2 separate regions of the Homo sapiens genome follow, and region 1 is linked to region 2. The links are chromatin loops, found by intact Hi-C in ENCODE. Cell type or tissue: K562. All regions are shown on one strand. Links, peaks and the distances in the headings refer to the core of each region. The heading gives the core; the rest is flanking DNA.

Region 1 (8,095 bases), core at 2,020-7,019, 860 kb before region 2:
TATTATTGGTTCATAAAATCAATTTAGTGTATCACAACAAGCGTTAAAAATAGAATAGAAAATAGCATGTGTCACACCCAGGTTACATATTATCTCATGAAACTGGTTTTTGTTTTATATATGTGCATGTATGTGAGTACTGTGTTGCCATATGATTTATTTCTTATTGTGGATTGCAGCCAAGAGTTTGAAAAACATTGCTGTCAAGATGCCTCTGTAGCCCCGCAGAGGGAAGAGAGTGTGAGATGGAAAGTATATCCTAAAGTAATAGGAGTTAATAATTATTTTTAATGCATATTAGAAAAAAATAGCATACCAAACCCCTGGGAATTCAATATATTGCTTAGTACCAAACTCAAATCAGGACCTTATCTTCCATGGACTTCATTAATCAGTGAGTGGTGCTTGGATGAATATAGCCAAAAATGCAAACAAGCTATGTGAATGGCCACATTTTGGGAAATGCTTAGAAGAGAAAAGAACTGAGGTGAGTAGAGTATAATTGAGAGGGCAGACCTCTGATTGGGGGTGGATCATAACCTAAGTCTTTGTTTTGTTTACTTAGACTTGTTTCTTAATCTCTAATATGGGGTATAATTATAGCAGTCTGGCTGACCCCATGGGGCTGGCATCATGATCAAACGTCATCATGTGGAAGAAAGCCATGTAAAGCATAAAAAGCATCAGGAATTATTGCTAGCCATGGGGGGAGGTCATTTTCTCCTCCATAGACCAGAGATTTCTAGTGGGTTTTTGGAGCTGTTTGCATTAACTTGAAAAAGAGTATGGGTTCCAGGCAAACAGGCCCTTCAGCCTCTTTCTCCTCTAGTTTTGTCCAGTACCATTCCCAAGTGGAGCGAAGAGGTACGTGCCAACAGAGCCCAGTGCAGCCTGCTGCTTGTGATCTGGAGATTACAAGAATAATAACCCAGCTCTAAGCCAGTTGTCCCTCTGCAAGCAATTTGTTACCCTTTTCCCTGTGACTGGGCCCTGCTTATCTAGGGTGTTGACTACAGAGTCCTCACAGAGGTAGGTGTCGGTGTGCAGATCACCAAAACCCACCCCTCGTGAGCCCCTGCACCACAATTAGCCTCAGGCCTGTGAGGCTCTGGGCCCCCTCAGGAAGCTGGCAGAAGAGAGAATAAAACAGCAAGAAGAATGTGAAGAGGTGGAGGGTGAGAGGTGTGAAAAATGGCGCATCTCGCTTAGGGGCTAAATTGTGTCCCTCCCCGAAATTCATATGTTAAAGTCCTAACTCCCAGGACCTCAGAATGTGACTGTATTAGGAGATAGCACCTTTAAAGAGGTGGTTACATTACAATGGGGTCACTAACAAGCACCCTAATACAATATGCCTGCTGTCCGTCTAAGAAGAGGAAATAAGGACACAGAAACACACTCAGAGATGACCAGGTGAGGACACAGGGAGGAGAAGATGGCTACCTACAAGCCAAGGAGAGAGAACTCAGAAGAAACCAACCCTTCCAGCACCTTGATCTTGGACGTCTAGCTTCCAGAACTGTGAGAAAATAGATTTATGTTGCTCAATCCACTCAGCCTGTGATACTTTGTTATAGCAGCCTGAGCTGACTAATAGAGATGGCAAGTTCTGCAGTCAAGATAGGGTGAGTGCCACAAGATGGATTATGGCCTGCTATAAACTAAGACAGAGGCACACCCAGGGAGTCGAGAGCCAGTGTGCAGGGAGCAGCTCGGCTCCAGGCTTAGGAGTGAAGATGAATCAGTGTTATGAGCTTAGATGTGATGAGTAACTGTGTAGTCTTCAGCTACAGGCATAGTTGTTGAGGCTAGAAAAGGAGAAGACTTTTACTTCGACGGTTCTCAGTATGGTTTCCAGGCCAGCAGCATCAGCATCACCTGGTAACCTGTAGGAAATATTACTAGGTCCTACCCCAACCTAGCTGTGGTTTATTAAGACCTCTGGGTGATTCTGATATACACTCAAGTTTGAGAACCACTGATTTACGTGTGTGTGTGTGTGAGAGAGAGATTAAGCACAAGAGTTTGTGTGGTTGCATTACACAGAGTAGAGAGTCAGGGAAATTTGTTGCCGTCGGAATTTTGCGCAAAGCTTTCGGAAGCAGCCCTTGTGACATGCAGTTGGAAAGGAGAAATATTAAGTGGTAGAGAGACAATTTTAATCCCATAGCTCAAATTCCCCCTGTCTCAATCAGAAGTAAGAGAGCTGGGTAACCACAGGATCTTAGCACTTGGCTCATTCCAAATTTCTGGAATTCTTTTCCTTATCAATCCCTTTTCTGATCAAATCTTCACCCACTAAAAATATGGTCATAAATAATGGTGCTGGTCTCTTTAAGATTTGCACACTGGGAGGGAGTACGAGTGGGAAGGATGGAGGATGATAAGAGAAGGAGGAGAGTAAGAAAGTTTTCTTTTTTATTATACTTTAAGTCCTGGGGTACATGTGCAGAATGTGCAGGTTTGTTACATAGGTATACACTTGCCGTGGTGTTTTGCTGCACCCATAAACTCATCATCTACATTAGGTATTTCTCCTAACGCTCTCCCTCCCCTAGCCCTCCACCCCCCGACAGGCCCCAGTGTGTGATGTTCCCTTCCCTGTGTCCAAGTGATCTCATTGTTCAATTCCCACCTATGAGTGAGAATATGCGGGGTTTGGTTTTCTGTCCTCGTGATAGTTTGCTGAGAATAATGATTTCCAGCTTCATCTATGTCCCTGCAAAGGACATGAACTCATCATTTTTTATGGCTGCATAGTATTCCATGGCATATATGTGCCACATTTTCTTTATCCAGTCTATCACTGATGGGCATCTTGGTAGGTTCCAAGTCTTTGCTATTGTAAATAGTGCTGCAATAAACATACATGCACATGTGTCTTTATAGTAGAATGATTTATAATACCATTATATACCATTTAAATACCATTTGACCCAGCAATCCTATAACTGGGTATATACCCAAAGGAAGTTATTATATAAGTGGAGCCTCTGTGATGCCAAGCACTGGAGGGCAACTTTCAGAGGTGACTTTATTCAGTGGCTTAATGAATGGTATTTTCTTCCATTTCTTCCATTTTCTCTTATTATGTAATAGCTAGAAGCCTACCAATGAATTGAGAGAGGTAGCAATAACTCTAAAAGCCACTTTTGGCTCTCTTTAGATGGTACAAAAATGATGTCAAGGCATTTACAAAAATGTTTTTTTTGGCCTAATCTCAATTTTAATGGGATTAGGACATAATAACAAACTAGTTCTGAGAAAGCACCTTCACCTGAAGCTAAAATATTGCAATTCTAGAATGTAGCTTTTGGAAGAATGAATATTTAGATGTCATTTTCATCCTCCAAGGTACATGCAATCGGTGTAAGTACTGCCTAGAATGCCTCTCCTCTGCCTCCCCAATTATGTCCACTGAATTTTGCGGAACTCTGGAGAGAACATTTGGAGTTGGAGGGCTCTGGCAAAGGTCTGAAGTGCAAGCAATGGATACTGAAAAAGGGATGCATCTGTTAGGCATGTAGGCGGCTAGCATGGCATCTTGGTATGATAGTTAGGACCCTGGTTAACTTGCAGGCTTTCCTAAGTCTGCCTGGAGTTGGATTCTGACAAAGGATGCATTAGTAGTAAGAGTAGCTAACACTGACTAGGCACTTACTATGAGTGTCAGACATATCTGTATGTTATGTGACTACATCCTTAACCCAAGATGAGTGAGTTAATTAACTTACCTAGACCACGCAGCCACTAATTAGCCAAATCCAACCCAGCAATGATGTCTTATAGATACCCAAGATCAAGCTGTTGACCAGTTTCCCCAGGACTCAGTGAGAACAGAGAGGTGCTCATCTGGGAAGGCTGGAGAGAGAAAGAGGAGGTGCACCAAGTGGCCATAACACCCAAATATATGAACCAGGTGAGGCGATGAGAAAGTTATCTACTCACTGGGCGATACTGGCATGCTTACTACAGGAAGGAGGCTGTTGGGAAGGCAGAGCCATTTGGAAGCTGACTATTCAAGAGACCTCAGAGACCATGCTGAGGCATTTAGACAGAAACCAGTGAGGAGAAAAGTTGAGAGCTGAGCTGGGAGTGGAAATGGCTGACCACAAGGAGGCGCAGAAGACACAAAATTTGTAACTTACAGGTCTCCTGGACCTCAGCCTCCCTTCTCCCACAGGCACCCTCTAGTAGGACGGTCTCCTCTCTCCCTCCTCTCCCACCACATCCATGTCCAAAGCCTCCTGCCAGAAACTACCTTATCTTCTTAATATGCAGTCTAAGCTTGACTCTTTCCCCTAAAAACTTCCTAGACTTTCACATCATCTTTCTTTGATCTACTTAATACCTAGTGTGTCTGTTCACTGCAAGACAGTCCCTGCTGGGACCAGACCAGGGCCCTCCCTACTCCCTATACATTAAGACGTCTCTCCATGGAGAAAGATCAGAGCCCTCTCTGTTGCTGTGCACACCCAAGATATCTGCCTTTAACTCAGCAAGACAAAGGCCCACACCAACTCCTCCATAAATCCACCACAGTTACCACCTTGAAAGTTCTGCCACCACAGGGACTCACACTGAAGTTGAATTTTGTAGGTCAGTGATTTCTGATTTTATTTTTATAACCATCAATTTCCACATGAAAAAATGTAGCAGTTTTCTTTTTCCTTTCATTATCTGCTTTTTTCTCTCAGGTGCTTATTGCCTTGGCTTCTGTTATAATGAACCCTTCCTTCCCCCACCTGCTTTCCCAAATCCTCCCTCCGTTGTCAAAATCTCCTACTTTTTAAGCTTTCATGGAAACTTTGCCCCTGATATACCACAGCCCTCCAAGCCCAGGCTGGGCTGTGCTCTCCCAGAGATGCTGAGAGAACTGCAGCAATTACTCATCCAAACTCCACTGGGATTCCCACAGACTCTCATCCTCCTTCCTTCAGTACCCTAGGCCAATCCTTCCACTGTACCCTTCCTCACTTCTTCCTCTGCAATCTTGCTCCATTAACCCAGCTTCCTTGATAGCTTTAACATCCCCTTTCCATATTCCCACCCTCAGCCTACAGACATTGCTCATTTTTCTCAAAAACCACCTTTGAGCCTCCTCTTGAAGTTACCAACATTTTTATTCTCAAACTTGGTGCTCGCTGCTTAGCTTCCACTTGTCTTTATTCTACTGTATCTCAGTACAATCTAGCTTTCAGTCCCTAATAACTCCATAAAACCATCCTTGCTACGGTCATCAATAATATCCTAATGGTAAAATCCAATCAATTCTCATAGTCCCCAGTGCTCACTCTGCTTTATTTTATCTATTGGCCACTCTTCTTTTTTGCAAACTCTGGCTTTGTTGGCACCATATAATCATGGTATTATATACTTTGTTATTTCTCTGTGATCTCTTCTTTTATGATCTTAGGCCTTAGGGACTCAAGGAATTTTTAAACATCTGTTATGTAGCAGTGCATTGTGCAGTCATAAACGGTGCTGGTGCTAGCTCCTCCTGCTGTTCTCCATTTCCTGTGAGGCTTGTAGGCATACTCTTTTCCTGTCTTCCCTACCAGCCTGGTAGTATGGGCCTTCACTTGTGAAATGAAGGAAAGTTAAAGGGAGATGAGAAAGGACAAGAGAGAGATAGATGTAAATAACTCTTTTTGTCAGCCTTCAATTGTCTCTCAAGGTGGGGAGAAATATATACGTTGGTAAAATACTCAAAATATTGTCAGTTCTTCAGATGCTATGAACCTTTGAGTAACAAAGTCTACCAAATGACTTAGGACAGCATGAAAATATTCCCTGAAAATAATTTTGAGAAGGGGTAGTGGTAACAGAAGATCTGAGGCCAGCCCGTTTTTCCCCAAGCCTGCTCCATGACCCCCTTCCAGTCCTCCTTTTCCAGCCAGAGGATCTCCTGAGCCAAGGTTCCATTCTCTGGATTCCCCAATCATTTCACATGATCTTGTATTTCACATGGCCCATCTCATAATGCCTCTGTCTCTTCTGCCTCCTTTGAGTTTCCATACACAAAAAGTCTATCAGAAACAACTCTCACCACTGACAATGATTTTTAGTGACTGCCTGGGAAAGAACACTCCCATTTGGTGTAATTTTTTTAAAAAAGAAATTAGTGGATGGGAAGTGTTAGTAATTTCAAAAAGTTTCCTTCTTCTAGTAGATTTGAGCAATTTGTCCAATCACTGTGTATTAAGGAATTTAATGTGTGAACAAGCATTTCCTGGAAATATTTCAACCAATGGTATCATCTCTGTAGCTTAAGTGATAAAGGACAAAGAGGAAATATATGGGATAAGCTTTTCTGTAATGTATTTGTACTTTGAGGGCAGATATCTATTTGATCTTTCATAAATCATGACTATCTCAAGCCTGTTTATGTTCAGATCCTGTTCTCGTTCCTGTTCCTTCTAAGCTTGTCTCTACTGGCTACAATTTTTCCTCTCCCTCGAGTTCATGTCCCTTTTATTCCAGTAGGGCTGGAGATACTGGCAGGACAGGGGAAAAACCGGGGTCTGAGAGTGCAGGCATTTGTCAGTGACTTTCCCTCTACTACCCCTCTGGGTTTCCTTGTCTGCAGTCTCTCTACTGCCTTCTGCAGAGTGGAAAGTTTTAATATCTCTTAGCTTTTTACAAATTAACACAGAAATTCTGCTGACAAGCCTTACCCTTTCCAAGGTTTAAATCCCAGGGCTCTTGAGCTGTGACAATTTAAATGAGCAAGATTTTCAAAAACTGATGAGTGAGGTTTTAAATGTCTTGTAGAAGCATGTTGCCAAATCCTCTTTAAAGAATTCTGTAGGACAAAGTAGTCGGTGAGCAGTTGCCTGCAGGTGCTTGCATGTGCGTGTGTAGTAGTGGTGGGGAAGCTGTCTGTGAAGAGTAATTACAAACCATAAGAGCTGGAAGAAACTTTAGGAACTAATCCACCAACAAGCACATTTTAAGGATGAATAAAACAGAGCTGAGGAAGGTCAAGTCACTTGCTCAAGGTCACAGTGTCATCTGTAACTTAGGTCTCCTGACTCCAGTCTAGCAACCTTTCTTATTTCATAAGGCAGTGTAGTGTAGGTTATGTAAGAATGATAAGGCAATGAGCAAAAAGACTGACTTAGCTCACTGGGGAAGCAACTCTCAGGAGCCAGCACTGTGTCTATTTAGCATATCTATTTGGTCTACCTGCTGTCTTTTGCTGTTCTAACTGATAGCTTTCTAGTAGCTCCATCTCCATTCCGCCCCCGTCCGACCCATCAAAGGTTAAATCAACTATTAATCTAAGAGGTCAAGATTATTTAAAGATACATTTAACTTTTATTCCAAGAAACAGAATAAGCAACAGAATAGAAGAAAGAGCAAGGAGATTTCAAGCCACGAACTGTAATTGCAGGAGCAGTTAAAATCCACTTAGTCACATCACTTCTAGACAAGACAAGAAAACACACTTTTCCCTATTCCTCCCAATAAGTACAACTAAATACGCTGGACATTACATATAAAACAGACACAAGAAGTTTCTGAAATGAGGAGAAAAGAAGGTAGGACAGCTAGGAAACTCAGGAGGTGAGGAACAATATGTAGTAAGTTCCCTGGGTTTTCTTTTTGCCTCATGTATCCCAGACTTGGATCAGGACAAGCAGGTAACCTGGAAATGTCAATGGGCACAAAATATGGTAAATGTAATACACTTTTCTTTTCCTTTTGGCTTTTCTATATTATGTTTGATGGTCGAAGCAAAAATATAACCCTGTTTGATGTGGCTCTCAGTGAATGTACAGGAAATAATTAAAACATAATTAATAATTATATACAGGAGAGGGTAAAGGAACATAAGGGATAGTAAGTTTTCTATACTTCACTCAAACTGGTAAAATGATGATACCGGTAGACTGTGATAACTTACGTTATATTATGTAATACCTAGAACAACCACTAAAAAAATTTCTAGAAGATACATTCAGACATGCTCTAGACAGATGATAATGGAATCCTAAAAATGTTACTTTCACTCACAGGAAGGCAGAAAAAGGAAAACAGAGAAATTAAAAACAGAGAACAACAGAAAAGAAAAACTAAAATGGCAGATTTA
Region 2 (8,095 bases), core at 1,425-6,424:
CAATATATGCTGTGTTCTGGAAACATTATGCTTGTTTAGGAAATGCTATGGTTGTACCTAGATGGTATAGGTCTAGAACTGGTGCTATGACATCCATAGGTTCTATCTACCATTTATTTGGAAGACTACCCTTAGGAAAAGTGGAACAGATGAGACTCAAGGTTGGAATTTAACAGTGAAAGTGCTAAAATAATTCCATCCCCTCCAGTGGAAGACATCCCAGGATGCTGCCATTGGAGAAGGGCCCCCTCTTCCAAGGCTTCCTGGTGCCAGGTACATAGGGAGTATTAAGTCAAGCTCATGGCAGGAAAGAGAATGCAACTCATATGGTTCAAAGGAAGAGGACTTAATGGAAGGATTTTCAGAGGTGTGGGCAGGATTAAGAGAATCAACCAGGTTGTTGAGGCACCCAAGGCTAGCATCTGTAGGAACCTGGTAATCCCTTGAATCATAAGAGGAAATAGGGTTATCTTAGCTCATCAGAGCTAGAACTGAGGAATAGGGGCTGCTGAACAGATCTATGCTTATTCAAGTTCAGAGCCACTGCCAGAAATGTGGCCCAAAGCAGGAAGGAAGCTGGAAGAAATAGTTCATCTTCTTTTCCCACCTGTCAATCTCCTATCAGTGTCTCTTACTGGCTGAACCTGTTGAGAGAAAAGCCAGCTAGGAAGGGGGTTCCAGGATGCACTTCGCAGGCACCAGCTTCCTGGGCAGAGAGGTGCAGGAAATGATCTGAGAAAGATGAGGAGTGGGGCTAGGGCTAGGGGAGTAAGCAGACTCAACACAGTGAGACTGTCCCTAGCTTAGGTTGAGCAAAATAAGAAAATTACAGTGACTTTTGGCCTTTAATTTATCTAGGATTTTAATTTCCCCAAGGGAAGGGAGATTTTATTTTCTCCATGGCAACAAATAAAGGGTTCATTACTGGAGCTTAAATATCTGAGAGAATTTAATAAAGGGAGAAGATTCATATGGTTTGTTTGGGACATTTTTCACACTGAGTATTCTATGTGTGCTACTTTAGGTACCCACTGTTCTAGTGAACCAGGTTTATCCATGGCAGGCAACAATTTGAGTTAAGAAATAAAATTGAGGGGTCAATATCTGACTATGAGCTTGGGCCAAATGTGTTGGTTTATCCATTTCAGAAGCTTCTAGACTAGAGCCAACAGAAGAACTGCCCATTTCTCTGGGCTCAGGAATTTATAAAAGTCAGTGGTACTAGGAAGCAGCCTTAAGTGTTTACCTTGAAGGGAGGAACTTGCCCAAGTGAAGGAGCAGGTCTCATTCCTGGTTGACTATAGCCTTGAGTGAGGACAATAAACCTGAGCTCACAGTTCTGATAAAACACAAAGCAAGTAAATGTTGATGAGGAAACACTTCCACCACTCCCACCAACCAACCCTCTCCATCTTAATTTCTACTCAACACACAAGGAAGACCTGTTGCATCTAAAGATATTGCTGAGATGTTGGTTGGGTCTCATTTACTAGTTGATGAAGGACTAGGCCTATAAGAGGGTCCTGATTCAGCGCACTCATTCTGTCAACTGGAATGAGAGCTCTAGGAAGTTTTTCATGATCTTTATTATTTGAGTGTCTTCATCAAATTCCTTCCTGCTTGCAGTTTGAAGCTCAGCTCTCTTTAGCTAAGTATCTTGGTTTCTAATCCATGGCCTTTGAGTGTGGAGGGTAGGTAGCAATCTGTGCCAAAACCTCAAACCCCAGCCTTGTGTTTAATTCAGAGCTCTGTATTGAAGGTTACATGTCACTGACTGCTGTGGTTTGAATATATCCCTCAAAGTTCATGTGTTGGAAACTTAATCACCAATGCAACAGTGTTGGGAGGTGGGGTATAAACAGAGGTGACTAGGTCCTCAGGGCTTTTCCCTCATGAATAAACTAATTCCATTATCAGAGTGAGTTTCTGATAAAATGATGAGTTCTGCCCTCTTCTCTTCCTCTCTTTCCATGTGATGCCTTCTGGCATGGTATGTAACAAGGAGACCCTCATCAAATGCAAACCCTCAATCTTGGACTTCCCAGCCTCTAGAACTATAAGAAATGAGTTTCTTTTCCTAGTTACCTAATCCATAGTATTCTTTTATGGCAATACAAAATGGACTAAGACACTGATCTGTCAAGTAATAAAGAGACACTTTGAGTTCTGACTTCATTTTTTATAAATGTCTCTTTGGGGAGCAGAAGACTAGACATCCACTATTCTTTACCCAGTGAAAAGAAAAACTTTTTCTTTTGGTAAGAGCACTTTCCTTTTGAAAAACTCTATTCTGACTTTAATCATGCAGTTTGAGTGAGATTGTCAATCACACTCTATAGGGTGGGCAAGTGGCCCAAGATAAGCCAATCAGAGCAACAGTAATGATTGGCCCTGCTTTGAGCATATGCTCATCTTTTGCCAGTGTCAGTCCTTGTTAAACTGAATTCTGGTTGTAAAGAGCCTTTACCTTTCCTGTAGTGAAGTTGGTAAGAGATGAGCATAAAGCAGCCAGGACCCCATCTCCCACCAGAGAGAGTCAGTCTTTCACAAGAAAGAAAGAATTTGACATTCAAAGCAATAGAAAAATCGGTGAGAATGTTCCAGAAAATATAACTGTCACTCATCCAGTCTTTCCCAGCTGTACCCATGCCCTCCCTGAGGCCAAAAACATTTCCTTTTTGTCTAGGGTAGACTTAATTGGATTTCTGTCACAAGCAACAGAGTCCTGACTGATTTAGTAGAGAAGATGTGTGGTGGTTCTGGGTCCCTGGCCATCATACAACCTCTGACCTAAATCCTTCACAGTACAGATTAGGTAAAGGAATGCCACAAAGTCAACGGTGATCAAATCTCCATAAATAGGTCAGGTGATGCTTCCCAAAGAAGCAATACCTATTAAAGGCATAGGTTTTCAGAACCCAAAAAGCATCATGGGAGAATTTAAGGAGCTTCAAGTAACAGACTAGTAAAAGTAAGGAAATTCTGCAGCAGGAAAATGTCTCACAAGCCATGTTACGGCATTTCAACTTTATCTCACAGGCGATGGGGAGCCACAGGGTTTACCGTCTAAGACCCTTAACCTCTCTATTCCATCAAAACAACTAATAGGTCTTAGACTGGCACTTCTTGTTTTCAGTGGTAGAAGTAGAGATTAGAAGTTAAAAATAACTGGAAGCAGAATCTGAGCTCATTGCCTTGTCCTTAGAAGTCTGAGGCAAGGGAGGATGGGACAGTGCTATTCCTTGGTGATCTTGAACCAAGTTACTGCCTCCCTGACCACCAACCCTACCCCTTACTCCCCACCCCCATCTTCTTATCTGTGACAGTGGCATTTCCCATTCAGCCCTTAAAAAAAAAAAAAAAAAAAAAAAAAAATTGGTTCATTGAGAAACCTTTGCTGACTCATGTACTAACCAACACTTCCACCTAGTGGGAACCTTTGGAAATCATCTCACAGGATCAACACCCCTCTTCCCCGCCACCCACTGCACAGCTTCTATAAAAGACAGAAATGTCCCATTCTCTGCTTGGTCTCTCAGTGACTGTCTCTTTGACCCCAGTCTTCCACTGCCATGCACATGAACATAGTTCCCTACATGGGAATAAGGCTTTGTAACCTGCAAGCAGTGCTCACATATCAGCCTCTGTGGCCTTCATCTAAAACAGTACATCCGTGCTTCCTGGCTCTGTTCGTCATCTTGGTATAAACATAGGATGGCAATAGTGTCCAAACATGGCATTCCTCTGGATCTTTCACTGTCTATTTTGAGTGGCCTTCAGCCCCCTCATATTCCTCCCTAGTGATTTTAGAAATTGTCAGTGCCAGTTGACAACTCCAGTCATCTGGGTGACTGTAATGTATGCCATGTTTATTTTTTTATCAACTATATGTTCACTCACTGGAATGATGTGTTCTTTTGGCATTCATCTCTAAATATTACAGCTCCTTGCTTAATGAGATACCAAAGCCCATGTAAGATACTGGGGACATTGTTATCTATGCTGAAAAGGCCACCATCACCAGATGTCCTCTAGTGTCTGAGCTACTAGTGTCATTGTCAAGGGTATTGGCTATTACCATTACCAGGACATCATCCCCACCCCCTGCCCCTACCGTCTCCCCTCACTATCAGCAGTTGTCATCAACTGGCTCTCTTACATATTCAATGTTCTATGAAGACAAAAGTTTTCTGCTCTACAGTCCAAAGGCTGATGAAATATTTCTATTGGAGAAAATCATCCCTACTTCTAATTCTACTTATTTCTATACCCCAACTTCTATCCACTTTTTTCAAACCTAGGGTCAGAAGAACAATATTTCTATTGCAACTTTGGATGAAGTTCCACCAAAGTGAGTTGTGCTTCTTCTCTTTTCCAGTGCTTAATTCTGAGACATGGCCAGGTTTGAGGCTGGGTAGGAGAAAAACAACTAGAGAGCCAAGTCTCACTGCTTTGTTCCTCACTTTGAGAAAAGGGCAGATGATTCAGGATCCTCTGATCTGGACTCCAGGCATCATTCTTGATGGATTTCTAGACCCAGGAATTGCCTTGGACATCATCCACTTGCTGTATGCTATGTTCAGCCTGGAACAGAACTGAGGGAGGAGGATGGGAGGGGAAGGAAGAGTGGGCAGAAGGGAGAAAGAGATAGAAACAAAAAGAATACAGTGAAAACTCCATGAAAAAGTAGAAAGTGTCCATATTTTTCAGGTCACTTGGTGGACATGACTTCCTGTCTTTCGTGTAATATGGAATCAAAATTATTGAAATAGACTGATTTGGTCTCCTTTTAATTGTCAGGAGTGAAAGAGTAAAGGGATGTGTTTGTTTTGCTTTGGGTCTATTTTTGGTCATGAATTTTGCAAGATTGCCAAAGATTATGTTTATTCTCTTGTTGGCTGAAGATTTCACCCTGTTTTTCTGAGAGGCTGGGCTTGTCTTTTCCACCCATCTCCTGGGAAAGAACGTAAAAAAAGAGGGAGTTGAATGGCTTCTGCAGAGGCAAGACTTGAGCTGGCCTGAGAGGAGGCAATGGCTCGGGTCCACAGAGAAGAAGGCCTGGATTTCAGTTCTCTACTTGCATCATGGTGCCTGTGTTAAACATTGCTAAGTTGCAGACTTCATGCACCCAGCACAGGCCCTAGCACAGAGTAGGCATGCAATAAGAGCTTGCTGAGTAGAACTGAACAGAGAATGTCAAGGTTATGGGGAGATACCTAGAGGGTTAATCTGGATCTTCTATGCAAAACTCTAGGAACAATGAAGGAGGAAGCTATTTAGTAGTTGAAAAGAAATAGCAGAAACTGGAAAGTGCAAATTCAAAAATAAGTCCTGCAGAGACATTTAGAATAAGTCTAAAATCTTAGTATCAGAAATTGAGAATTTGAGGAAATCTAGTTGAACCTGCTATTATAACCAATAAAGTGGCCGCATCTTGATCCTGCCACCAGTTTTTGGGCAACATCAGGCAAGGTTTTCTATCTCCCTCAGGTGGCCTGATTTGCATTGCCCAGGATCCTGTAAGAGGAAGGGAGGTGTCCCCTGTGGCAATGAATGGAGGGGAAGCATTGACTGTGACAGGAACAGGGCATAAGAATAACATGTTCTCATTGCAGCATTTGGGAAATACAAGGAACCAGAATAAAACTGTGTCCCCAGAGTCTGGTGGAAATAGGGTTTCTTCATTTACCAATGGACTAATACTTTTTTGAGACAAGGTCTTACTCTGTTGCCCAGGCTGGAGTGCAATGGCATGATTGCAGCTCACTGAAGCCTGACCTCCATGGCTTAAGTGATCCTCCACCTCAGCTTCCCTAGTAGCTGGGACCATAGGCATGCACCACCATGCCTAATTTTTTCGTTTGCAGAGACGGGGTCTTGCAATGTTGCCCAGGCAGCTCTCAAATTCCTGGGCTCAAGCAATCTACCTGCCTCAGCCTCCCAAAGTACTGGGATTATGAGCATGAGCCACAGCACCCAGCTTACCAATGAATTATTGAGTGGTATGTGCCAAACTCAATACTGACCACAGAAGATAGATAGATGAGGAAAATGTAGTCACCATTCTGAGAAAATTCATAATCACTCAATTGACTCATACTTCTTTTCTCTAGAATATCCAACTCCAGCCTCCCTTTTACTACAAGTTCCTGTCTCCCATTCCTTCTGCTACACCCACTCATTGATTCCTTGACCCACCCCTACCACCACCCATCTCCCAGCTCCCAGCTTACTCAGCCTCCTTACCTCCCTACCTTCATATTTTCCTATGAATCCATGGCCAGCTATATTCTTAACAACTTCCTCATATCCCCGATGCCCTTGATCTTTCCACCTTGTCAAGTCCCAGTTTAAATGCAACCCATGCTTTTCATCCATTCCTTAAATATTCTTTAAATACCTGCCATGGGCCCCAGCCACTCTTCTAGATGCTAAGGATACATTAGTGAGGAATAAAATTCCTTCTGGGGCCTGTGTAGAAAATTTTCATATAAACAATAAATATATAGTAAAAAAATGCAATAAAATGTCATAAAAGCTATGAAAACAAAGCAGAGTAATAAGAGGGGTCAGGGAAGAACTCTTTGACCTGAATGAAGTAAAAGAGTGAGCCAGGAGAATATCTTGAATAAGAAAACTCCAAGGGCCAGGCGGCCTGTAATCCCAGCACTCTGGGAAGCCGAGTCGGGCAGATCACGAGGTCAGGAGATCGAGACCATCCTGGCTAACACAGGGAAACCCCATCCCTACTAAAAATACAAAAAAATAGCCGGGCGTGGTGGTGGGTGCCTGTAGTCCCAGCTACTCGGGAGGCTGAGGCAGGAGAATGGCATGAACCCAGGAGGCGGAGCTTGCAGTGAGCTGAGCTCACGCCACTGCACTCCAGCCTGGGTGACAGAGAGAGACTCCATCTCAAAACAACTCCAGGAGGAGAAGCCCTGAGGTAGGAAGACAGTGTGGCTGTGTGAACTAACCGAGAGGAGGAGTGGTAGGAAGTGGAAAGCTGGGAATGGGTGCACATAGGGCCTCATGAGCTGTATTTGAATTCTAAGTGTAATGGGAAGCCATTGGAGAGGGAATATTTCAGCAGGAGTGATGTGATCACTAGAGAAAAGAGCCTCCAATGCAGGTGCTGTTGCAGAAATCCTGGGGAGAAGTGGGGGTTCATGCGAGGAGGGTGGCAGTGATGAGAAGGGCTCAGGTGCAGGACACGGACTGTAGGTAGAACCCACAGAATCTGTGAAAGAACCGGGCATGAGTTACAGGGAATCATGAGACAAATCCAGAGTGACTCCAAAGTGAAGAGTGTTGCCATCTTAAGAGATGGGGGATTAAAGGAGTAGGTTGGCAGAGTGACAAGGAAATTAGAAGTTGTTTCCTAGACACATTTGAGATGTCTCTTAGACAGTCAAGTAAGCTATTAAGTAGGCAGTTTAACATACAATATAAACATGGGGTGGCCAGGTGCAGTGGCTCACGCCTGTAATCCCAGCAGTTTGAGAGGCTAACACGGGTGGATCACCTGAGGTCAGGAGTTCAAGGCCAGCCTGGCCAACATGGTGAAACCCCGTCTCTACTAAAAATACAAAAAATTAGCTGGGCATGATGGCGGGCGCCTATAATCCCAGCTACTCAGGAGGCTGAGGCAGGAGAATCGCTTCAACCCAGGAGGCAGAGGTTGCAGTGAGCAACTCCAGCTACACTCCAGCCTGGGCAACAAAAGCGAAGCTCCATCTCAACAAAAAGAAAAAAAAAATGGCGTCATCAGATTACCAATAATGTCTGAAGCCACAGTGCCACATGAGATTTTCTAAGGAGTGGGCATAAATAAGAGGTATAAGAATGGAGCCCTGGGGACATCTTGATGTTTAGAGTCCAGAGGGGTAGGAAAACCAGCAAGGATGTTGACAAAGTCACCAAAAGAATAGAAGGAAACCTCGATGAACCAACGTCCTGGAGGTGAAGGAAGCATGTCAGAAGGAGCCCTTTGACTGTCTCCATGTGCCTGGCTGTCACTAAGATGGCCCAGGGAGCCGGGGAGCGTGCTTACCCTGCATATCCATACTTTCCATCCCAAGAGGGTCTTGGGGCTGCT

The links. A loop is a pair of places that touch in the nucleus more often than their neighbours do. Peaks named below come from ENCODE experiments on the same cell type or tissue, not always from the same donor. Only the 100,000 strongest peaks of a DNase experiment are listed, where the experiment ranks them.
Region 1: a loop joins it to region 2, with 4 times the contacts of the local background. A loop is called at or near these places in 27 of 110 quality-filtered maps.

Annotation. Positions count from the first base shown.
Region 1 is chr6:40,841,826-40,849,920 of GRCh38, reverse strand. No RefSeq gene overlaps it. Among named protein-coding and RNA genes, the nearest start is that of UNC5CL, 190 kb to the left of the region's middle. In K562, for the core only: a CTCF peak has its summit at 4,118 (motif pointing right); a DNase peak (open chromatin) is centred at 4,130.
Region 2 is chr6:39,976,592-39,984,686 of GRCh38, reverse strand. LOC102723789 (a long non-coding RNA gene) reads right to left here. Exons shown (of 6, transcript XR_001744112.1): 6 at 4,346-4,595. Among named protein-coding and RNA genes, the nearest start is that of MOCS1, 46 kb to the right of the region's middle. In K562, for the core only: a CTCF peak has its summit at 3,425 (motif pointing left); a DNase peak (open chromatin) is centred at 3,386.